6 separate regions of the Mus musculus genome follow, and regions 1, 2, 3, 4 and 6 are each linked to region 5. A link is a loop called in an ENCODE intact Hi-C map of the cell type or tissue named here. Cell type or tissue: heart. All regions are shown on one strand. Region 1 overlaps Msantd3 (Myb/SANT-like DNA-binding domain containing 3). Region 2 holds the start of Nr4a3 (nuclear receptor subfamily 4, group A, member 3). Region 3 holds the start of Msantd3 (Myb/SANT-like DNA-binding domain containing 3). Region 4 overlaps Cavin4 (caveolae associated 4). Region 5 holds the start of Tex10 (testis expressed gene 10). Region 6 has its middle 17 kb from the start of Cavin4.

Region 1 (4,000 bases), 83 kb after region 5:
AAGCTAACTCTTGGCACCTACAGTTAGTTCACATGGGCACTGCCAGCTCTCTCTCTCTCCTCTGCTTCTGTGTGGCACCCACTTCCTTTGCTTAACTTTGTAGCTCCCTCACTTTCGATCTCGTTGGCCACAGAGCATCCAGTCAGTACCACACTGTAGGAGTGGTTCTGGGGATGGAGGGAAGTGAGTTAGCAGTGTTACTTCCCACATGGCTAGCTGTCCTTGGGTCTAGATGCTGAGGAAGACACTCATGTGACTGCCGTTTATTTAGCAAAAGTGTGTCCTAGATTATTATGTATCAGTTTTACAGATATTCTTTTTATTGATACAAATTACATTTACTGTGTGTGTGTATGCGTGTGTGTGTGTGTGTGTGTGTGTGTGTGTGTGTGTGAATGTATGTGTGTGTGCTCTATGTGTGTGAGTGAATGTGTGTGACATGTGATGGTCAGAGGATAACTTTTGGGCATTTTCTATCCTGTGAATCCTGGGGATTGAACTCTGGTGTCAGGCTTGGTGATAAATAGCTTTATCTCACTAGCCCTCATAGGGTTCATTTTGGGAACAAAACACCTTTTTTTCCCCCACACTTTTAAAATCTGAGGTTGGATATTGAGATTTTACTTCTTTCCTTTGGAAAAAAATGCAATTCATTTACTCAGAAATTTTGAGCAAGAAGGATATAAAATATGGATCTTCTTTTTTTCCTCTCTCTCTCTCTCTCTCTCTCTCTCTCTGATTTTTTGTTTGTTTGTTTTGTTTTGTTTTTGAGAAAAGGTTTCTCTGTGTAATCCTGGCTGTCCTGGAACTCACTCTCTAGACCAGGCTGGCCTCGAATTCGAGATTCCCCTGCCTCTGCCTACCAAGTGCTGGGGCTCAAGGTGTGTGCCACCACTGCCCAGCTTTCTTTCTTTTTTATGTTTCAGATTTAGTTTTATTATGTATCCCTGGCTGGTCTGGAGCTCTTTGTATAGACCAGGCTGTCATTAAGCTCAGAGAGGTCTAACTGACTCTGCCTCCCAAGTACTAGGATTAAAAGTGTGCACCACTACATCTGGCGACAATAAGAATTCTTAGCTGGTGGCGCACGCCTTTAATCCCAGCACTTGGGAGGCAGAGGCAGGCGGATTTCTGAGTTTGAGACCAGCCTGGTCTCCAAAGTGAGTTCCAGGATAGCCAGGGCTATACAGAGAAACCCTGTCTCGAAAAACAAAAAACCAAAAAACCAAACAAACAAACAAAATAAGAATTCTTTCTGTGGTGACATTTGTTAGAGACTCATTTGCAAGAAATTTATTAAAATTTATTTGATTTTACACACATGTGTGATTTTATGAAGGTATGTATGTATGTACATACACACACACACACCAAAAGTTCCCTCTCCCCCTTCTTCTGTCCCACTTCCCTCTCCCTCCCTCCTTCCTCCCGCTTTCTCCCCATCTTCCTTCTCTCTCTGTCCCTCCTGCCCTCCTTCTCCTCCTCCCTCCCTTTCACCCTCCTCTATCCCTCTCCCTCCTCCCCCCTCTCCCATTCTCCCTCTCTCTCCCTCTCTCCCTCCTCCTTTCTCTCTGTCTCTCACACACAGTAGTAATTAAATTAAACAAACAGAAGATGAAAACAAAATGCTAGGATCGCCAGAGATCCTTTCTGGCACTTGGTGGGGGAAAGTAGAAGGTTTGAACACTGTGTGTTGGTTTTGTATTTTCAGAGCTTCAGTTCTAATACAGCACCCCCAAGCGGCAGGAAGCTAATTAGCAGTTGAGATGTGAGTGGAGACAAGTGAGATGTTCTGTAATCACACACCACATTCTGAAGCTTTAATACCACCAAAAAAAATCTCAGCAATAATTTAATGTTAATTACATGTTTAAATACGTTTTTATATATTCTGGATTTGTCAGAGACTTTCTTAACATGCCCAACAGTATTTGAACACAGTGGCCTTACACTTAAGGAACATATTTAGGAATGTATTTATAAGAAAACCAGCATTTGTCCTGTAAGCACCCGTTCTTTAAAACACTTAACAGTGTGCAGATGCGGTGCTCTGTGATAATTTAATTATCCCTTCTGTGGAACGGGTATGGAGAAGGGTGGCCAAGTAGGTAGAATGGCAGGTTAAATAAATACCAACCCAGGTAGGTCATCAGGGTTGGCACAGCACCCTTGCATTGAGCCATGTCTCTCGCCACTTAGATACATTTAAGAGAACTAGGCATGTTTAGTAGCAGCCTCATATTTGGGAGAAGTAATATTTAATTTTGAATGCATTGTATCTCTATTTTGAAGCTATAATAAAGTCATGTGAACATTTCCTTCTAGGTCCCATTGTTCTTTTAGGCTGTGACCTCAGGTACAGAGGACTGTGGCGTATTCCAGTTGTGGCGCTCCTGCACCCTTGGCCTGTGGCACGGTCCTCTTGTGTATTGGTTCTGTGTGTATTTCCTTCTGATGCTCATGCCTACTCCATCCTCCTGTATTACACCCAGATGGGTCTGCCATGTATTAGCATTCCCTCACATTCGTTCCTTAAACCCGAGCTATGGCTAGCTCTCCCTTTTCACTTTTCTCACCTGGAGTAGTGAGGTTAAGATCTGGGTCTCCACTGATGCGTGTAAACCCAGCCTTTTAATTTTAGTTCAGATGTAAAAGTCTTCCTTATGCACCCACCCCACTGTTCAGATTTTCTCATCACCCCTTCCCTCCGTTCTGAAGAGGATAATGAGATTGTCCTGCACAGTTTTCTTCTCATCTTTTCATAGCTGTAGGAGGCTTTTCCCGTGGATGCTAATTTTATTCAAATTACCCAAGTGATAGAACACCCTCTTGGCTGTGTGCTCCTGCATCCCAGAAAGCCTTCCTACTCTTTGCATAGAATTGGGTTTTCTACTTTGGGTGGCATTGTTTCACCTGGGAGAGAGATGGTGGGGGGTGTTTGCAGCAGGCTACTATCCCCAGGCCAGGCTTTTTCCAATCAAGGGATGGTTCAGCCTATCTGAGTACTTGTCTCTGTATTGCTGCTAATGTTTGTTTGAAGGTCACTTTACTACTCTGCATGGCTTTGAGCCCTGTCTTCTACCAGTCTTAAGAGGTGTAGCCATTTTTCTATGGAATGTATGTTTAGCACACATTTTTAAAAGGGTAGTTTAAAAGAGTCATTTCTCTCTTACGGACATTAAGATGCTATGATTTTTATTGTTATGCAGACCTGGATCTGAATCCTAGGTTTTCATGTAGCCAGATGGCCTTGGATACTGTAGTCACACTCTCTCACAGGGCTGTAAAGATTAGATGCAGATTGTACCTGTTGTGGTGCACATGAGCGGCAGTGGTCATTGCTGCCACTGGGTCCTTGAAGCCTAGAACTGAGATAAAGATGAACAGTAGGGAGTTGGGAGAAAGCCTTATGATGTCATGATGGATAACCGTTAAAGACTCCTACAAGAGGAATCAAAGCTCCGAGGCTACAAGTGTCCACAGAAGTCTTCAAAAAACAAAGCCATTTTCAGATCTAAGCTTTTCAGATTAGAAAGGTAATGGGGTAGATGCTCACATTTGAGGGCCTCTGTCCAGTTTACTGTTCCCCATTCCTTTGTCCAGTGCCAGTCCCTCAGTTGTGTCAGGTGGAGAGAGAAGTGTCCCACTGTGCCAGTTAAGTGCACATGCATGTTCAGTGCTCAGTGCTGCCCCAGGCTCTGCTGGGCTCTGGGTGAGAGTGGAGTGAGGCAGGATCTATCCCCAGATTGCTGATTGAGGGGAGGAAACAACCAGAGGCTCGCTCTTTCTCTCTCTCTCTCTCTCTCTCTCTCTCTCTCTTTCTTTCTTTCTTTCTTTCTTTCTTTCTTTCTGGTAGGGGAGGGGTTAGATATTCGTTCATTTTTAAAGATTTATTTTTATTTTATGTATAAAATATTATAATTTACATATATTTTATATATCTATGTATATAGAATATTTTATGTATCATATATTTTTTTAAGATTTATTTATTTATTAT
Region 2 (4,000 bases), 430 kb before region 5:
CAGGAAGTGGTGGCCGCAGGCAGCTCCGCCCCCTCGCGAGTCGGGGCTGGTCGGGCAGGCTCGGTGGCGGGACCTGGCCCAGAGGCTTGCAATGCCCGGGCGAGCAGATGGGGAGGATCGCGCTCGGCCTTCGGGGCGCGCGCACCCCAGGCAGCGCGCCTCGCTCGCGCCCGCGCCTCCCTTCCAGCCCCCTACCCTCGGCCCCACGTTGCCGGGCATCAGACAGGGTCGAACCGAGTACAAGATGGCGACTCGGCAGTCCGCTCTCCGGGCAGAGTCGGGGCGCCCCTTAGCGCGGCGCGCGCGTGCGCGCGCCCGACGTCCCACTAAAAATAGCTGGGACCCGTCTATATTTGGTTCGCCGGATCCCGGCGCGGACGCGCGCGTCCCACCCCGCCCCGCCCCACGCCGCGCCGCGCTGAATGGAGACGGGAGGGGGTGACCGAGGGGAATCTACTCCGCTATCTGCCGCGCGCGCCGCCGCCTGGGCCCGGCCAACCGCCCAATTTAGAAACATCGCCTGCGTCAATCACGCGCCTCGCGTGCGTCAGCGCCGCGCGGCTCCAGGTCCTGCTCCCCCAACCCCCAGCCTTTGAATGGATTCAATGTAGGAGCGCCCTCCTTCCTTCTGGGCTAGGATGGGAACGCACCCGCAGCCAGGGGGCTCGGTTCCTCTGGACTGGGACAACTTTCGGAGCGTCCGCTCACGGTCTTAAGCACACCAGCCGGCTAAAGTGAAAGTGGAGGCGTAGACAGAGAGACACACTATGCATGTGTTGTTTTGTTTTTCGAGTTTCTGGTCCTAGTTCGAACCTTCTTAGATTCTGAAGCATGTGCTATGACTAGGGGATCCTATTCCCCCAACTTTGCCACCCACACGCTCAATTGTTGGGGCAGATCAAAAGAAAATGCCACTTGAGATTCTAGCAGACCACTGGAGACCGCGTCTGTCTGTGTTGTTTCATTCTAACGTCTTCGTAAAAAAAAATTTTTTTTTCTGAAAGAGGTTACTTTCAGTTAGCAGCAACCTTTGGAACTAAGAGTTCTTAACTCAAACATGTTTTGTTTTGTTTTGTTTTGTTTTTGTTATTTGTTTTGTTTTGTTCTCAGCAAGAAAGTGACACCCTAAATTTTTTTCCAGGAAAAAATCGCTGTCCCTTATACAGTCGCCCAGACTTTCTACATACTTGGAAGACAAATGTACCTCCCCCCCCCCGCCCCCCGCCCCAGGAGACCATAGTTAAGATCCCCTAGAGACAACCTAATGAATCCTGTTGACTGATTTTGAATATTTCATTTGAGAGGTGGAAGGGGAGGCATCTACAACCCTCAAATGCGAGTTGAGTTCCATGTCTGACCCGGTGCTGGGGAGTAGAGGAACAGTCAGACTCACTCAGCTGTTCAACACGTGTGGTGTGTTTGTTTTATATATAGTTTCTCGTGCAGCGCGCGCGTGGCTGGATGTGCACTTCTTTGGATTATAAAGCGTCCAGTCAAGAACCTCACACCATAAGTAAAAAGAAATAAAATCTTGTCCCTGGAACTGTCTGCATCCTAGGGTGAAACACTAACAGCATGACAGGAGGAAGAGGCAAATTAGCCTAGGCGCAGAGGGCCAGAGGGACGTAAACAGCCTTAGAACCATTGCATGAGGGAAGCACAGCTGCACCTCTGGGAGTCTTCGGCCTGGTGCCAGACTCCTTCAGCTGCGACTGCCAGGTCACTCGGAGAAGCTGGCTGGCGTAGCCTTCCCTTTCGGAAGAGCTGTCCTCTCTCTTACCCCCTGGACCTGGCTAGATGCCTCGGGGCAGCCTCGGAGGCGAGCCAGCAGCACTCCTCCAACTCTGCTCCACCCGGAGCCTGACAGCTGGGCGGTCCCGCCTGACCCGCGGGCGGGCTGCGGCACCCTCTGGTAGACCGGCGCCCTGGCAAGCGGCTCCCGTGCAGAGGGGTTGGCCGCGCGAATCTGAGAAGCCTCAGGGCTGGGGTCCGCAGCTCCCCGTGGTTTCCATTGTGCGGCCGTGAGAATGGCCGGAGGACGCGCGCACGCGCGCGCGCACACACACACACACACACACACACACACACACACACACCCTCGCACACGCGGAACCGGCTGGGCCAGGGGAGGGAGGAGGAGGGTGACGTAGCGTCCCATGTCGTCACATTGACGTCTCGCATTCCAGGCACTCTATGGAGAGGCTGCTAGGGCTCCTGTGGCATAAATGACGTGCCGAGAGAGCGAGCGAACGCGCAGCCGGGAGAGCCGAGTCTCCTGCCTCCCGCCCCCCACCCCTCCAGCGCCTGCTCCTCCTCCGCTCCCCATACACAGACACGCTCACACCCGCTCCTTCACTTGCACACACAGACAGACACACGCGCGCTCACACGCTCCGCACACACACTCCACTCTCTCCCGCGCGCTCACACCCCTCTCACCCGGCTCCCTCGCCAGTGTCGCGCCGCGCCGCGCCGCAGCCGGACGCCCCTCCAGGGCTCACTTTGCAACGCTGACAGAGCCCGCAGTGTCCGTGGAGGTGGGAAACGTGGCGACATCCTACCCCCTGGTCGCAGCCGGAGACTGGATGCCTGCGGAACCTCTCGGCGGCGCTCTCCCATGAGTTGGGATCGCAGCATCCCCCGCCAGCCGCTCACCGCCTCTGGGAGCCGCTGGGTTTGTGCACCGCAGCCCTTCCGGGACAGCAGCTGTGACTCTCCCCCAATCCAGATTTCGGGGTCGCTCTCTAGAAACTCGCTCTAAAGACGGAACCGCCACAGCACCCAAGTACGTACGATATGCCCAGTTAATGTGGGGACTTGCTTAAAAGTTGGCGCGCTGGGAAGTGTCGCTCCTGAAATTGACAACTTTTAATATGGGGTGGCCCCCTCCCGCCGCCTCCCCTTTCAGGTTTTCTCGCCCAGCTACCGGTGGGTTCCAAGCTGAAACTTTTCCCTTGTAGCTGGCCCTCAGGGACTCTGAAGCTTGTGAGATTCCTCTCCCCACCCAAAGAGGCTAAAAGCCTCTAACAAAGAGGAGGACCTGGATTTGTGCTGTAGCTGCTCCAGCGTCGTAATTCAGGGTATTTCGGCTCTAGTTGTCATGGTAATGATGCTCTCGGCGGCGGCGGCGGCGGCGGCAGCGGCTGCCGCTGAGGCAGAGTTGGAGCCCCGGTGATGAACGGCAGTAATTTTCCTGCCTTTTAAGTGGAATTGGAAATAGGGACTCTGGTGGGTCCGAGTTAATGTGTCTAATGGTGAAACGGAGCTGGTTGTCTGGGAGAAAGCTTAGGAGGGCCAGTGCCTGGGCAGCAGCGGCCGGAGTTTGCAGAGGCTCTGGAGGAGCTCAGCAAAGAGGGTGTAATTGTAGGAATGCGGCTTATTGTATTGAAATGAGCCCCGGGCTCCACTAGGCACGTCTGCCTGGCGTCGCCGACTTGCTGGTTTACACTTTTCCCCATGGAGGTAATCGGGTGTAATTGCCGACTCTCGCGCCCCGACACGCGTGGGGACCAGGTCCCTCTTCTCCAGGCCTTGGCTGGTGTGGGAAAGGCTTGTGTTACTTTTCAATGAGCTTTCGGAGAAGTTGCTCCGAGTGTTTTCTTCTTAGTAGAAAGGAAAGTTCTCGATGGTGAAAAGGGGAGCCGAGCAGCGGAGCGCAGCCGGCGGAGACTGGCTTTCAAAGGCACCTCTCGAACCTGTTGGAGGCTTCCGGCAGTCATGCGGGAGCTCATGAGCATTGGTCCCTTGATTTCCAAGAACGTTCTTGGAGCTGGCCTTTTGTTTATGTGCCCGGCTTCTCCCGAGGGAAGAGCCGCGGGGACTGTGGTCAATAGTGCTCTGGAGCTGCTTATCCTAGGGCCTGGGAGGGCTGGGAGAGAGGTTACAGGGTTCGGTTCGGCCATTCCTCCGCTGTTCCAATTCTGGAGCTCCTTTGCCAACAATCGGGAAATGTTTCTTATAGAACCAAGTTGGAGAAAGAAAAGCTGCCCAACGCGCATAC
Region 3 (4,000 bases), 67 kb after region 5:
AGTCTTGGTTTTATAAGAGATCAGGTTGAACAAGCCAGGGAAAGCAAGCCAGTAAGTAACATCCCTCCATGGCCTCTGAATCAGTTCCTGCTTTTTGACCTGCTTGAGTTCCAGTCCTGACTTCCTTTAGTGATGAACTAACGTGGAAATGTAAGCTGAATAATCCCTTTCCTCCCCAACTTGCTTCTTGGTCATGATGTTTGTGCAGGAATAGAAACCCTGACTAAGACACCACCCCATCACGTAGGCATTGTTAACTCCCTCATAAACAATGAGAACACAGATTCAAGGAAGAGAAAATATGTCATGAAGAAATATGTAGTATATAGGTCCTCGTGGTACATCTCCTGCTTGCCCATACTTTACTACCTATCAATCAAATTTCCAATCTAAATTGATCTTCAAATTTCAGTCCAATAGTTTTCCTTTTTGTTTTTTGTTGTTGTTGTTTTGTTTTGTTTTTCGAAACAAGGTTTCTCTGTATAGCCCTGGCTGTCCTGGAACTTACTTTGTAGATCAGGCTGGCCTCGAACTCAGAAATCTGCCTGTCTCTGCCTCCCAAGTTCTGGGACTAAAGGCGTGCGCCACCACGCCCGGCTAATAGTTTTCCTTTGGTTACATCCTCAGAACAATATCTTTAAGGACTTCCGATCTGACATTACTTGGAAGGCCTAAGTGCAAATCATAAAGTTTGTTAGCCAATAGCACCCTCCCCACCCACCAGTCAGTTTCCTGACTCTGGGCAATTTCAAAGCTCCTGGGACAGTAGATAAGTTATTGTTAACACAAGGCAGAAAAAGTAGTTACAACTCTCTAGTCTAGTATTTTATAGGTGCTTCTGCCTCCATACCAGAAAATGTTAGGCTGTCTCTCTGTTCTTTCCCCAGTTCAAAAACCGGATGATCACCTGTTTAAAGACTGAATGTGTGACTCATGCCTGTAATTCCAGCATTCCAGAGGCAGAAGCAGGAGGATCTGAAATCCAAGGTCATTCTCTGCCTCATAGCAAGTTTGAGGCTAGCCTGGGCTAGAGGAGACCCTGCCTCAAAAAGCAACAACAAAGTTACACATGGCCACATTACCACATATGATCCAGAAATTCTACTCTAAGTATGTATCCCAAAGAATTGGAAACAGGTTCTTTAGACAAATGCATGTCTAGGGGTTTTCAGAGAACCAGTTCACATTAGCCAAAAGGTGGAAATAATCTAAACATCCACTAATTTCTGTAAGAACAGATATGCAAACTGTAGAATACACAATGGTCAGCTTATGTAGCCACAAAAAGCAATGAAGTAAGAGGCATGCTACAATCTGGATGAACCTTGTTTGGATTCTTTGACCTGGCCAGAGTGACCAGGCCCAATGAAGCTGGCCTGTGATATCAGCTACGAGCTAGGGAAGCTGAGGCAGGAGGTTTGTAGATTTGTAGGCTGCCTGGGCCCCAGAGTTCAATGCCAACCTGGGCAGCTTAGTGAGTACCACCCCCAACTACACACACACACACACACACACACACACACACACACACACACACACACATACACACATACACACAACCTGCCGCGTGCTCCAAAAAGACACACGACTCCATTTACATGAAATGTACAAAAAGGTAAATCGATAGAAACAGAAAAGAGATTAATGGTTTTCAGGGACTAGGCAAAGGAGTGACTACGTAATTGGTGCGGGGGTTTCCTTCGGATGGAACCCTTAAGAATAAGGAGGTGAAGTGATTATCGTTGGCTATTCTAAGTGTAATGAGTGCCACAGGATTGTTTATTTTTAAATTGTTATCTCTACGCTTGGTTGAGTTTCATCTCGCTTAAAAAGAAAAAGTTTGAGAACCTTCTCTTTGCCCTTCTCTGGGCTTGGAATCTTCTTCACGGATCTATGGCAAAAGAAACCGTCTTCATCCTGGGGGGAGGGGTGAAGGCCTTGTCGGCAGAAGGACCCCTGCCCCCAGTTGTTTAAGCCGCCCGGCATTCGTCGCAGCGCGCCTTGGGTCCCACTGGGTAGGCACACAGGGTCTGAGTCGTGTCCTGAGGTCGGTGCACGTAGCCGGGGTCCTTGGGGGGAGGGGGAGCGCACACCCCATCTCTGGAGACACATCCCGCCCATTAGAATCACAAAAGTTGGCGCTGAACTCAGAGTAGGAAGGGGTGCCGTTCCCAGCCTCGTGGAGTCCCCGACGAAAAGGGCCCACGTCAGTCAGGAGGCTCGCGCTAACTCGTGCGGGCGACTGCCACATCCCCGGTGTGGGAAAATGCATTCTTTTGTTGTTGGCGGAGACGGGCCCCTTCCGCAGCTCCCGGGCCAAGGTGGGCAGCGCGGCGGAACCGGGGCTCGGGAAGGTGGGGGACTGCACGGGGCCGCGCTCCCGCCCTCCGCGGCGCCCACGGAGCGGCAGGCGGCAGCGGCCCGCGAGGGGGCGGCGGCGCGGGGCTTTGTGGCCGCGGCGCGCGCGGCGGGGCCTGGCCGGCCGGGGGCGCGCGGCCGCCCGGCGCCTGGAGCCCGCGGCCCTGCCGGCCGCCCAGCCCGCCAGAGCAGCCCAGGCCGCCGCGCCCGCGCCTCCGCGCCCCTCCCCGGGACTTGCGGCCGCCGCGCCGCCGCTGCAGGTAGGAGGTTGAGGCCCGGAGGGCCGCGGCCGGCGGGGAAAGCGGGCGGAGCGGGAGCGCGGGGGTCTGGCGGGCTCCCGGGCCGAGCCGCCGCGCCCTCCTCCCCGCAGGCCGACGGCCGCCTGCGCGCGCCGCGGTGCCCCGGGAGCCCGGCCGGCCTGCCGCGTACAAAGCGCCGGCGCGCGGGCCTCGCAGACGCGCTGGAGCTCCCGGGACGGGAGCTTGGAGCCCGGGGCCCGGGAGGCTCTTGGGGGGAAACCCGGCTGACCCCGCGGAGCCCCGGTCCACATATCCCCACTGTGTGCGGGGGAACTGTGCTCACCGCTTTTCAGTACTTGTCTCCATTGAGACCCCCTGCCTCCTCCAGTCCGGTCCAGAGGTATAAAGGGCTGGGTCCCTCCTAAAGAGGATCTTAGAAGGAAATAGTGCATCACATCCCTGCCCGACTGACCTTGGGAAAGCTCCTTTACTCTGAGGCTGCTGGGTTGATGTTTCTATAATGGGGGAGTAGGGTGTGATGTAATACCCACCCCCAAGTACTATTGTGAGAGATAATGTGTGTCGGCTGATAGCTAAAATTAAGCACTTCATGTCCCAGGCCCTAGGTCCTAAACAGTTGGCTTGAATTATTAAACCATCGCACGGGCAATCTGTAAATTGCAGGAAGGGTTTTTATGTTGGAGTAAGAAACAAGAATTTAGTCTCCTGTTGTGATTATTGAGAATGGATGTTTTATTGCTATGATAAGTACAAAATGTTTTGCGGTACTTAGGATAATGGTTCTAGGATAAAGACACATATTTTCACACATTTAAAACTGGAGCTGGAATAATAGGGCCTGAGTTGTGTGTGTGGGATTTTCGCATATCCGAAGAGACCATGCGTGTGTAGTTACCCAGGAAATTGTTGAAAGTTAATAAAATAGTTCCTGAGTTTAGGATTGAGGCCAGCTACGAGAGTTTGAGACCGGAGAGCAAGAAAAGGGATGGAGAAAAAGTATTTCAAAACCCGGAGAAAGATGGGGTCATCCGCTTACTCTCCCCACAGCTGCGTCTTGCGACAGGTCCATTCTGAGGAGGTAGCAGGAGAGGTCCTGAAGAAAGATCAGAAGTTGTCTTTCTTTACTCCTGCAGCAGGGTGAAAGCGTTCAGAAGCCATGCAGACCCTGTCGTTAGGCCTGGAAAAGCGTTCTGCGACTTGGGATGCAGGGGTTCCTGGTAGCAGTGTTTGTTTGTGTTTCGGGAGATGACGATAGCAAACAGCCCCCAAGGTTGATAAGTGGTTAACTTAGCAGCGGCCTAACTGATGTGAAGAAGGGGAGTTGCGACCCTTCCTCACTTAAGTGTCCCAGTGGGCTTGAAGAAACTTTTGAGTTTCAGTTT
Region 4 (4,000 bases), 190 kb after region 5:
TCTTAAGAAATCTCAAGTTTGAAGACTGGTTTTGCTACATAAAAGAAGAAACCGGGAGGTTCCAAGGATGCAGTTCGGGAGTAGAACACTTGTTCATGTGGCCGAGGCTTGTGTTTGATTTACAGCAGCCCCCTAAAAGAGAACAGTTTAGGAGCCAGCACCCAGGCAGTCATAGATTTATTCTTACCAAGAACTCAACCAGTAAATCAAAAACTCTGAATATAGTTTGTCCATTGGAATTTTTTTTGTATTATTCACAATAAGAAAAGCTAAGTGTTTCCAAATCAGGCCATTATTTGTGTTAAAAATGTTGACTGGTTTTGTAAGACAGTCCAGCCCATAGTTCATGGTGACCTAACCCTCACTATTTAATAATCCAGGCTGGCCTCAAACTATGGTGGTGATCCTGCCACAGCCGTCCAAGTGCTAGTACTATAGACACTGAGTCCCAACTCCCCATTAAGTTTTATGTCTTAATATTATTCTTACAATAATACAGATATAGAAGTCCATAAATAATTCCTTACTCAATTGGGAAGCCTTTTTCCCCCCCGCTAAGATCCTATAAATGCTCAATATATGTTTTTAAAAGACCCTATGGGAAATACATATATTGTATTATAAAAATACAGTATATTTCTTAAGCTCTTGTAAATTAAATGGACAAGTTGGACTCTTTAGTCACATTAAGAATGAACGATGATAAGAAAAGACAAAGCAGATGACACCAGGGATCTTTGCTTGCCTATTTAAACACTGGCTGGTACAGAACTGTAAATCCAAAGTACAAAGGTTAGGGAAGGCCCGTCTTTCCAGTTCTGCTCTTGGGAGAATCAGTTGGCACATTTTGGGAGACATTTTTGATAGTATGTATTATGAACTTTAAATTTTTCCAAACCTACTGGCCCCGAATTTCCTGTGTGTCAGAGGATTTGTTGTAAGCATAAAGTCAGGAATGTGTGGGAATGTCCATCCATGCATACACACATCTATATACTTTTAAAAGTGGAAGTCAGTGTGCACAGAACCCTAGAAGAGCAGACAACATGAAATACAGAAACAGTGATAGAAACGTCAGGCCTGTAACCTTCACGTTCTCTGTGCATTCGGCAGTGTCCCAGACTCAAGTTACGCTGGAATGGGCGAGAGGTACTTTTGGATTTGTTTTTATCAGTTCACAGGGTATTTAGGGAAAAGATGGGGAATTTCGAAGATAGAAGAGTACACTGGTGTCTTTAAAGTTCTTTCCCATCACCCTTTTCTTATAAGCTCCGAGAGGCCTTTCTCTAGGCTTAAAAATGTCACCTGACTTCAGGTGTCCATTCCAGTACTGGTGCAGATAGTGATGAGCTGGGCATGGGACCAAAGAATAGATCCATTCACCTCCTGGGGCATCAGCCACTGCCTGCTCACCCTCATGTGCATGCTTATGTCAGGAAGAACACTGGGGGCCCCACGTATCAGGGGAACCTATAAGCAAAGCAGTTCCCTCAGGATTCACAGAAGCTGCAGCAAGGAAACAGAAATTTCACCTGGCTCCATCTATCGGTGAAATTCTCTCCCTGACCCCTACAGAAAAGCTGTTTTTCTATTTGTTTCTATTCTCTGTAACTTGCTGGTATTTCCTTCCTGTGTTTGGATTCTATAGTTCCATAAAGAAACTGAGAGATACTAGCTAATCATAAAGCTCTTTTCTTTTAAGACAGACTACCTTGAAGATGATGTGAAACTAAGATGTATAAATTATGCAGGAGTTTGTCAAAACAAAACAAATTGCTACCTTTTAGAAGCCTACAGGGAAAATAGGAAGTTTCATATTGTTGACCTAAGACTGAAATTTCTGTACTTGTTATAGGTTAGAATGTATATAGATATATTTACATGGTTATTTTTAGCAGTTAAGATTAACCTTACTTAATTCTCATCGAAGACTGTCCCTTCTAAACTTATTTGAAACTGAGCTAGGCCGCTTAAATATATCTTCATTTTTTTTTTTTTTTTTTTTTTAAGATTTATTTATTTATTATATGTAAGTACACTGTAGTTGTCTTCAGATACACCGGAAGAGGGCACCAGATCTCATTACGGGTGGTTGTGAGCCACCATGTGGTTGCTGGGATTTGAACTTCGGACCTTCGGAAGAGCAGTCGGGTGCCCTTACCCACTGAGCCATCTCACCAGCCCCCATATATCTTCATTTTTATCTGAGATATTCCTTAAGTTTTCCCAGGCATCTCTTTTGTTGATAATATTTATTGGTGTCTTATCTTCTACAGTTGTATACGTCTAAGCTTTTGGCCAAATTCTGAATGTTGGCATTTAAAGGTTGCCTGACATTCTTACCCAGGTTGTTTCTCTTTGAACACTGGTGATCCCTCTCCCTGTGCGTGGGTGGCATGAGCCACAGCGTAGCTTCTCAATTGCAGTTACTAAGGAAGCACAAGTCTGTGGCTAGAAAGTTTTCAGTCTCCTCTAATGATAAGTTCTGCACTTCTGTGTATCCAAAGTGTTGCTGGCTGTGTTCCTTTGATACTGATTCGCTTCCACTTTTCTCGGATCCTTAGCATTCATTCTGCTGTAACAATGGTCCTTTAGACCAGGTGTGGTGGTGTAAACCTACAGTCCTGTCAGTTGCCAGGCTGAGGCAGGAGGATTGGGAATTCAGATATCCTGTGATTTTTGAGGCATGCCTGAGCTATGTGAGACCCTGTCTCAAAAACAATAAAAAGCTAGTTTTACCTGGACTTTGATATAGACATGTGATTGTATTCAGAAGTCAACTGTAATTTACCCCATCAACCTTCTGTCGTTAGCACTGTGTGCTTGCCCTTAACTCACAGTGGTCCCAGCTCCTGGGGGCTGTGTTAGATTCCCCGGCAAGGTCTTTCCCTACCTTTGTCTCTGTTTGCTTGATTTTGTACTGTCGGCTCTGTGTTTGAAGAGAAGGATGTGTGATACTCCAGTTTCCCCGTGTCTTACGCCTCCACTGCAGGCTTCTGGGGATCTCTGTCTACCAAGTAATACCCTGATGCCCTTTGGCTCTTTCCTTTTCTAATTATACCTTCTTAGGCTCGCCCAGCCCACACTTTTGCTGAGGCGGCTCCCCACAACAGGTGTCAGGAAGGGAGAGGAATAACTTGCCTGCCTCTAACTGATTCATCAGAGAGTCATTAGACGCCCACCTCTGCCTCTTTTGTCCAGGAGAGGCAGGGCTCATGAGCATTCTGATCCTGTAGCCAACAAGGCCATTTCAGTGAAGGAATTAGATTCTAAGGATGTCTTCTTGACTATCAAGCTGGTCATGTCTTAGAGTGTGTGCAAACATCCTTCTTGTGTATTTATTCAATCTGTTGAGTGGAATCAACCTGAATTTCAAACGTCTCATTTAGAAAATTTAACTCATGGTCCAGTTTTTAAAAATGTCATAATTCTTTGAGGCCAGCCTGGTCTACAGAGTGAGTTCCAGGATAGCCAGGGCTACACAGAGAAACCATGTCTAGAAAAAAAAACAAGAAAAAAAAAGTCATAATTCACCGGGCAGTGGTTGCACGCCTTTAATCCTAGGCAGAGGCAGGTGGATTTATGAGTTCTAGGCCAGCCTGGTCTACAAAGTGAGTTCCAGGATAGCCAGGGCTACACAGAGATACCCTGTCTCAAAAAAAAAAAAAATCGTAATTCCTGAAGTTTTTGCCTGTTGTGTTTTAGAAATAACCTCTAAATGGCACACCAGTTTCTTTCACCTGTGCCCTGTGCTGGCCTGTCTCTAGCTGGTTCTCTTCTGACACACTTGGCAGAGTCTGTTCTTCTCTTAAGTGGCTTTGCCCTTCACCCCTCCCCCGCCCTACTGTGTAATTCAGGCTGGTGTTGATCTTGTGGTCCTCCTCCCGAGTCCTCCTAAGAACTGGGGCTATGGTCATGGACCACTGTGGCAGCCAAATAAAGCTTTTAAGATGACTCATTTGATAGGAGACTTCGCTTGATCTGAAGCCATCCTGGGATG
Region 5 (4,000 bases):
TCCTTGCTCTTATTCTTTATAAATGGGGCACTCCCTAACCATGCCAAGGCACCAAGCCTCGGCAGGCACTCAGGTGGCTCCCACAACCCTCTCCAGCTTTTCTTAAAGCTCCTTTCACATTCTTCAAAAATAATAAATTCTGTCTTCCACTGCACACCCAGTTGAGCACTTCTGGTCTAACAGAATTACCTTAGGTCATAAAGTCATAATGCTACACATGGGAGATTTAAAAGTAAATAAATAAAAGTTTACAGTGCTGATAGAATGAATGGATGAATGAATGAATTCTGCTAAGACAGCATATCCAAATTCATAGATTTATGACCTTAGGACCCCTTAAGTAGAAGTTGCCTACTACACAAGAGGCTAAGAGCTGGCTTTAAAGGGAGCACAGTGCATTTGCCTGTGTCAATACTAGACCTGCAGAAAGACTGCTTGAGCTCAGGCACTTTGAGGAACCTGATCAATACAGCAAAATACCATCTCCATTTAAAAAAAAAAACTATTTCTAGAATCGGTGTGATTCTTATCCAAACATATTTTCTACTGTGGTTATGTATCTATAAGCCAAGGTACAGTTACCAGATTTTACCAGATTAAATAAGTAATTGCCCTGTCCATGCTTACCATACCCAGAGCTGTAAGCTGACAGTTGTTTCAAGCACACATGCATGTGTTAGTCAGCCTCAGGACCAACACCTACCAAACATACAAGCCTCACACACCCAGAAAGCCCCGGGACTCATCCCTTTTAATACAAAGCTGGTTTTTACCTATTAAGCAAGCATACTCTGTAAGTTTTTTCTTACAATTTTATCAGTAGTGTTTCCAGAGATAAAAGAAAACGGTTCACAAGAAAGAAAAATTGACCCTGTGACATCTTGCATTATCCTCTAGGCACTCTTTCACGTGTGATGATGGGTCGGTCGGTCTGTCTCTAGCAATCTACATCAGACCTCATTCTCAGTAAGTTGTGCCGTATCACTTCAAGTACACTCTCATCAGTCTGCTAGGAAAATTATGAGGGCTAATAACTTTTAAATCTCGACAATTATTTACAGAAACATACTGACAATTTTTTTCCCACTAGGAACTTGGTTAAAGTTCCATTAGATGCTGCTATTATTTCCATTTAAAGATTTTCGTAACACTGGAAGTCAAATAGCTCTACTAGACTAGACCACTTTTACAGCAGTAGATAGTACAAGGAAGCTAACTCCAGCCTCGGAGCCTGAGCTCTCACTGGACTTGATCACCTTTTTGGTAAGCTTGAAAACTCACATACACATACACATACACATACACATGCCTGCTGCAGGTCAGTCTTAATGCTAACCTGAGCGGAAGAAAGACTGCAACTTAAGCAGACTCCCAAGTAGTTTGCCCTGCGGCCAGCCCATTACCTTTCCTCCTTATTTCCAACTATTCCCGCTCTCCAAAAGAAAGGAAGAAATCAAGGAGAGAAAGTAAGCATTGCAGCAGTTGGCCTACGGTGATTCTCTCCAACCCTTCGCGTCTCCAAAGTTCCCCAAATTCGAGGGGGCAGAAAGAGAGGGTCCTCCGTCAAGGGGAGGGGGAGGAGGGCAGCGATCAGATCCGCCCGCCCGTTTTCGAGCTCGCACACCAAAAATGGAAACTCCGTTTGTCTTTTTTTTTTTTTTTCCCAAAGAAAAACCATGGTTCCTATACCTCAGTGGACGTCGAGTGGAGTCTCTGGCCCGACCCCCACACGCCGGCCTAACACCCGCCGAGCCTCCGAATCGGACCGCGGCCGCTTGAGGCGTTTCGGAAGCCCCTCGGCCGGCTCTCACGCTCGGGGTGGGGGGACAGCTAGGACCCCGGCCGCCCTACCCGCCGCCACAGTCCGTCCCTCCGCCTGGGCCTCGCGTGTCCGCGCCCCAGAAGAGCCGTGCAGGACAGACAGACGCCGCTCACCTGAGAGCCCGGACGGACCCGGAACGCGGAGACGCGGCGGAGAGCGAGCGACCGTCAAGCCCCGCAGGAGCACGCCGTGAACCGCCGGCCGCAGGCTTTCCGCTCGCTCCCAGAGCGTGTTTTCAAATCGCCTCGTCCTCACGCGGACGCGTCTCCTTCCGCCGCCCGGAAGTGGGGGCCCTCCCTCGCCGCGCTCACGTGACCGCAGGTCGCAATCGCGCGCAGCCGGAGGGCGGGTCCAGATTTGCACGCCACGCCCCCTCTAAGAGGGGCTGCGCCGGAAGCTGGAGGAAAGAGAGGAGGGTCTAGGGTCCAGCAAGCCGAGTCAGGTCTTCCAGCATCCTTGGCTTGGAGGATGTTGGCTGGTTACAGCTTGAAAGGCGGTCTTCTCCCCCCAAGGACTTCAGTTCTTCAAACCTGGAGCTAGAGAAAAGTATAAACTGAGCTTAATTGAGGAAGGAAAAAGTTTCGGACAGCAAAGATAGCATTTCTGGGAAGGGTAACCTGGACTAAAGGCAAATAGACAAATGCTAAGAGGTTACAAACTATACCTTGTGGCAGAGTCCCGGAAACCTAGGACAGGGTTTTCCCCAATTCAACATTTTCAGCATATAATTAACTTCTACTAATCAAAGTAAGTGGATTTAGAGAAATTTGAGACATTAAAATGCCTACAAAGAAGATGTGAAGAAAGAAATCTTGAAAACAAAACCATCTAAAGATTGACTTAGCCACATATAAGGAAAAGCATACAGATAGAGTGTCAGCCTAGAGTCAAATTTGTCTTTGCAGCTTCCTACATATAAGAACTAGAAAAGCCTAATACCTTATATTGAGGTTCAATATACGAAGTAGGGATAAAACGATAATAACTAAATTCAGGAGACCCAAGCATCAGAATTAAGGTCACACCTCCTCTGTGTTAATGAATAAAGAATAAAGCCAAAAAGCCACCACACAGACAACCTCCCCTCCCCCACCGCACCTGCCTTGGGAGTTGATGACATTATATGTAAAACTATAAAATAAAAAAAAAATTATAAAGGCTTATGCCACCTAGATATGCCCCCTAAACTCCAAAATGCTACCAGCTTATTCAGAACTTCTCCCTTCAGCTTTGCAATGTATATCTATCTCAGTATCAACAAGGACTAAAAGATAACTCTGCACATCCATTCTGAAATATTTTCCTACAACCTCTTCACCTTAAATAGCATCCCATCCTGCCAGTTACTCAAGCCAAACCTTAAAAGCTGGCATCTTTCTGAGACCATGTGGCTTCTAACCCAGGAGAAAAACCAGCTGGCTCTGACTTCCACTATTAATCACCATCTCCCTGGCTACCTTCAAGGTCCACATCACCCCGATCAGAGGAAAGAGCCGGGAACACATTTCTCTCCATCTTAGACCCCATACAGTCTAACATTTGCAGAGCAGTTCTCGGAATATTTTTTTATATATGGCAAAGCATGTCACTATAAAACTCTTCGGTGGTTCCCCATGTCACTTACCCCCCCAAATCTAGAGTCCTTCTGATGGCCTCAAATCCTACCATATTGGAACAGTCCTTTGCAGTCCTCTGAGCACTGTTTTGCTATGTTCCCTTTTCTCTCTGTTCCTGTGACCTTCACTTCTTTGCTCTCCTTAAATACAAGAGACGTGTACCCCTTTATCTTTCTAGTTAGACCTTTTCTTTATATTCCTATCTGCCTGAAGTACACAACCCAGTAAATCCACTGGACAAATTTCCCTCACTTGAATTTGCTCAAACATCTTCTACCTTCAAGGTATGCCTATCCTGGTGGCCTGAATTAAAAATCATAACATATTGTCCTACATATAGACATTTCCTTCCTCTGCTCAACATTTTTCTTTCTTAGGGTGTACCACCTTCTAATGTACTGTATAATTTACATACCGCTTACTACCTGTCCCCCTCACTCACCACTAAAATATATGTTTCATGTTGCACCTCTGTTTGGTTCAGTCTATATCCTAAATACCTAAAATAGTGTATGGAGCATAGTAGGCCCACAATAAATATCAACAAAACACATGCTATTTG
Region 6 (4,000 bases), 210 kb after region 5:
GAGGCTCTGTGAGGTACAGAGAGTAGCCAATCAGATGAGGATCATGCAAATGAGGCGTAGTGCATAACCAATCCGGGTGTGAGACATGCCTCTTCTAGGCCTATATAAGCAGCACCAGTTCTTGGCTCGGGGTCTCTTCGCCTCTGCAATCAAGCTCTCCCAATAAACGTGTGCAGAAGGATCCTGTTGCAGCGTCATTACTGCTAGCCAGTCCAGCGCGCGCAAGAGTCTTCCTTAGCTGTATGAATACCTTCCCCGCCTCCAAAGGCAGAACTGTTTGACTCTTAAAACTTCCCTGGAAAGACCCCTGAGGGGCAGCTGGGAACCTTTGCCTCCCCCTCCCCAAATCATTCCCTCCTCCTGAATTGAATGCATTATGGGTGGGTTTCCATGGAGACAGGAGTGACTCTCAGGCTCCTTTGGAACCCAGTCAGTTTTCAGTCCCTCCAAGCCCCCTGCCTAGAGGGGCAAGGGAAACCTAAGAAGATTCTCATTGCGTGTTCTTTTTAGTTTTTGAGATTGTAATATTATATATATATATTTATATTTAGTGTTTGGCTTTATTTTGATTTTTTGCTACTTAAATATTATCTTTTTAGTATTCACAACACTATTAGCAATATTAATAAATAACACTAATAACTATTAACACTAATAATTTAATTTTAATATTAATATTACCTTTTAAAATATTTCCCTGCATGTATGCATGTATACAACTGCGTTCCTGGCACCCAAGAATGCCAGAAGGCGTTAGGTTCCCTGGAACTGGACAGATAGGTGGTTATGCGACACCACATGGGTGCTAAAAACTGAACTCAGGTCCTCTGCAGGAGCAGCAAGCTGGGCATCTTTCCACCCCCAGTGATTTTTCATGTGTGTGTATGAGCGAGTGCAGGTGTGTGTGTGTGTGTGTGTGTGTGTGTGTGTGTGTGTGTATGTGTGTATGTGTGCCATGACATCCATGTGGAGATCAGACCACAATGCCAAAGGATTGGTTCTCCCCTTCTACCTTGTTGAGGTGAAAGAGGTCAGCTCAGGGCATTTGGAAAATTCTACCAGACCCCTCCCCTCCTGGAAAAAAAAGGTCATGAAACACGTAGGCACCCCCCCCCCCCCCCCCCCCGCAGAAGGGAGTGGCTTAATTACATTCCTCAGACCATGGTGGTGGTGGTGGTGGACTGACCATTGGCCACCTGCTGGTGGGGGAGGCCCAGAGCACATAGACACAGGGCACGTTGGTCACCTAGAAACAAGGGAAGTCCTTGCCACCTCATTCCCTAAAGACCAATCAGTTTAAAAGTCACACTGTTCTGCCAATCACATTGTGCCTAATGGCTGCTCCTCTGAAAACTGTATAAATACTCGCTGCAGGAGATGCACGTGGTCGACACTTTTTCTTCTGGTGTAGGACGACCCCAACACGTTGGAACAATGAATTCCTATTGCTTTTTGCATCAATTCCCCACTCCGAGTCATTCACTCAAGAGTCCCAGGTAAACTAAGGCTCGCCAGAGTCTTACAGAGGCAGGTCTCTGTTTTTGTTACTGCTGCAATTGTGCACTGCAGACTAGTTGGCTATTGGGCAATTCTCCTATCTCCGTCTCCCACATTTCAACAGGAGTGCTAGTGTTCTTGATGGACACCACCACACCCAGATTTGTGTGTAGGTGGCCGAGATCAAACTCAGGTCACCAGGCAGGTGCAGCAAGTCTCCCTGACCCCAGATGACCTAAGTCAGGATAAGGGAACAAAGAGCAGTTACGGCTGCCGCTGTTTTCTGGTGTCTGGAAGGTTTCTCAGATACAATGGCTACAATGTTTTAGGACTGCTTCAACCACGTAGGGATTTACGAAGAGTTTCAAGTCTGTTCCAGAGACAGGAGGCTGAAGTGAGCGAGGATATTAGGAAGGTGTCTCCTCTGGAGACTGTCTGTGTCTCCCCTAAACACTAACGCCCACCTGTTCCTGCGTTATAAGCACTAGTTATGTCAAGCAATTTGCATACATTACCTGGCTTAATAACGTACTCTTACAAAATGGATTTAGAAGCGAAATATAAGGACTATAGCTGGTCCAAGTTCTCAGAGTTAGATTGTGGGGAGCAAGGGGCAGAGCCTGGAGCAGAGTGCGCTAGGCTTTCTTATGGACTGAAGTTTCTTACTGAAGGACACAGATAGGAGCACACTGAACAGAGCAGTGGCATAGTTTTGTTAGTTTATTGCCTTTTTACTTGTTAAAAAAAAAATCACCGTTAATTGCCTTTTTACTTGTTAAAAAAAAAAAATCACCACTTTATACCGAAAGGTAACGGCTGTACTTGGCTTAGTTTTTGTTTTTTTTTTCAAGGAAACCACCCGGACTTCAAATGTTTCCAATGAGAGAGCTGGAGCTTCCTGTCCTGGGAAACATCATTGCAACTCACGTCTGACACCTAGTGGACATTATGATAGCTGTTTATCTGTTGCATGCCAGCCCTTAATCAGGAAGGAGACTGCATTTTTTTTTTTTTTTGCTTTTTAAAAATTAGATATTTTCTTCATTTACATTTCAAATGCTATCTCAAAAGTTCCCTATACCCTCCCCCCCCCCCCCCCCCCCCCGCTCCCCTACCCACTCACTCCCACTTCTTGGCCCTGGCATTCCCCTGTACTGAGGCATATAAAGTTTGCAAGACCAAGGGGCCTCTCTTCCCTGTGATGGCAGACTAGGCCATCTTCTGCTACTTATGCAGGTAGAGACACGAGCTCTGGGGTACTGGTTAGTTCATATTGTTGTTCCACCTATAGGGTTGCAGTTCCCTTCAGCTCCTTGGTTATTTTTGCTTTTTTAACATCTGCTTTGCAGTTGGACGCTCAGTTTCACATTTCAGCCATTTACTAACTCTGAAAACTTGGACAAGTTGCATCTTTTATATTTCCTTTCTAGAAACCATTTTGTAAGAGTATTTTATTAAGTTAGGTAATTTATGCAAATTGCTTGGTAAACTAGTACTTATTCAGTTGGAACAGCCGGACATTAGTGTTTAGGGGAGACACAGGTGGCCTCTAGAGGAGCCACCTGTTGTAATATCTGTGTTAAAATTTTGTTTTTGTTATTAGTAGAATTTAAGGAATTTACATATTTATTGATATACTATCCATTTTCTTTGTTTTGATAGGACGTAATTGTAAAGTCTGCTTAGCTACAATATATTGTTATGGTCCATAAGTACTATAACCATTCAATGGCTTTAGCTGTCTGGCCTCTGCTTGCATCTCCAACTGATTTATTTATTTTATGTATGTGAGTACACTGTCTTCAGACACACCAGAAGAGGGCATCGAATCCCATTACAGACCACCATGTGGTTGCTGGGGATTGAACTCAGGACCTCTGGAAGAGCAGTCAGTGCTTTTACCCCCTGAGCCATCTCTCCAGACCCAGATTGGTCTCTTATTACTCTATTTCTGCACTCCAGGCCTGCTGGCCTAACAGATCCATGGCTTCACCCCACCACTCTCAGGACCTTTGTGTCTCACCCAGTACCTGTCCATGTACTTCTTAAATCCTGTTTATCTTTCAGATTTCAGTTCAAACAATATTTATTCAGGGACATTTTCCTGGCTTCCCTCCCAACTCTCTGGCCAGGAAAGTCTGCTGTTACATGACTTGGGAACATTCATTGTTTTAAAGTTTATATATGGGCAATCCCTGCTCAACCGTTATAAGCACCTTGAGAGTTGGGCTGTGCTTGGCCCATTGCTCTGTCCCTGTGCTCTGTCCCTGCCACAGTGCCTCTGATGAAGTCGCCTCACTGCCAGGAAGACAGCCACTTAAGAAAAGTTCCTTTCCAAATGGTTGCCACTCCAGCATACTACCCCTAGCCCACTTGGCCCAGGAAAACCTCACTCATCAGAACTCGTGCCTAAACTTAACATGGCGGGAAGGAAACCACAGAATTTTGACTTAGCCTGGTCACTACTCATAAATAACAACTCTAGAAAAGAATATGGATGCTA

Evidence for each region. Peaks named below come from ENCODE experiments on the same cell type or tissue, not always from the same donor. Only the 100,000 strongest peaks of a DNase experiment are listed, where the experiment ranks them.
Region 1: a loop joins it to region 5, with 4 times the contacts of the local background. A loop is called at or near these places in 18 of 42 quality-filtered maps.
Region 2: it touches region 5 in a loop (3-fold over the local background); 3 of 42 quality-filtered maps call a loop at or near these places.
Region 3: a loop joins it to region 5, with 3 times the contacts of the local background. A loop is called at or near these places in 17 of 42 quality-filtered maps.
Region 4: it touches region 5 in a loop (3.0-fold over the local background); 6 of 42 quality-filtered maps call a loop at or near these places.
Region 6: it touches region 5 in a loop (7-fold over the local background); 15 of 42 quality-filtered maps call a loop at or near these places.

The regions. Positions count from the first base shown.
Region 1 is chr4:48,554,208-48,558,207 of GRCm38, forward strand. All of the region lies in intron 2 of Msantd3 (Myb/SANT-like DNA-binding domain containing 3), which reads left to right. Among named protein-coding and RNA genes, the nearest start is that of Msantd3, 16 kb to the left of the region's middle. In heart, a CTCF peak has its summit at 1,750; no DNase peak of the experiment used is centred here.
Region 2 is chr4:48,042,932-48,046,931 of GRCm38, forward strand. Nr4a3 (nuclear receptor subfamily 4, group A, member 3) reads left to right here and starts at 2,374. Exons shown (of 8, transcript NM_015743.3): 1 at 2,374-2,785. In heart, CTCF peaks have their summits at 645 and 1,903; DNase peaks (open chromatin) are centred at 40, 410, 1,840, 2,150 and 3 weaker places; H3K4me3 peaks cover 4,000 bases; H3K27ac peaks cover 3,448 bases.
Region 3 is chr4:48,537,951-48,541,950 of GRCm38, forward strand. Msantd3 (Myb/SANT-like DNA-binding domain containing 3) reads left to right here and starts at 2,131. Exons shown (of 3, transcript NM_001145924.1): 1 at 2,131-2,321. In heart, no CTCF peak of the experiment used is centred here; DNase peaks (open chromatin) are centred at 2,251, 2,301 and 3,071; H3K4me3 peaks cover 2,685 bases; H3K27ac peaks cover 2,763 bases.
Region 4 is chr4:48,664,363-48,668,362 of GRCm38, forward strand. The region is part of intron 1 of Cavin4 (caveolae associated 4); the gene reads left to right. Among named protein-coding and RNA genes, the nearest start is that of Cavin4, 2.8 kb to the left of the region's middle. In heart, a CTCF peak has its summit at 1,556; no DNase peak of the experiment used is centred here.
Region 5 is chr4:48,471,331-48,475,330 of GRCm38, forward strand. Tex10 (testis expressed gene 10) reads right to left here and starts at 2,133. Exons shown (of 15, transcript NM_001355740.1): 1 at 1,936-2,133. In heart, no CTCF peak of the experiment used is centred here; a DNase peak (open chromatin) is centred at 2,131; H3K4me3 peaks cover 2,417 bases; H3K27ac peaks cover 1,345 bases.
Region 6 is chr4:48,678,730-48,682,729 of GRCm38, forward strand. No RefSeq gene overlaps it. Among named protein-coding and RNA genes, the nearest start is that of Cavin4, 17 kb to the left of the region's middle. In heart, a CTCF peak has its summit at 2,425 (motif pointing left); no DNase peak of the experiment used is centred here; H3K27ac peaks cover 417 bases.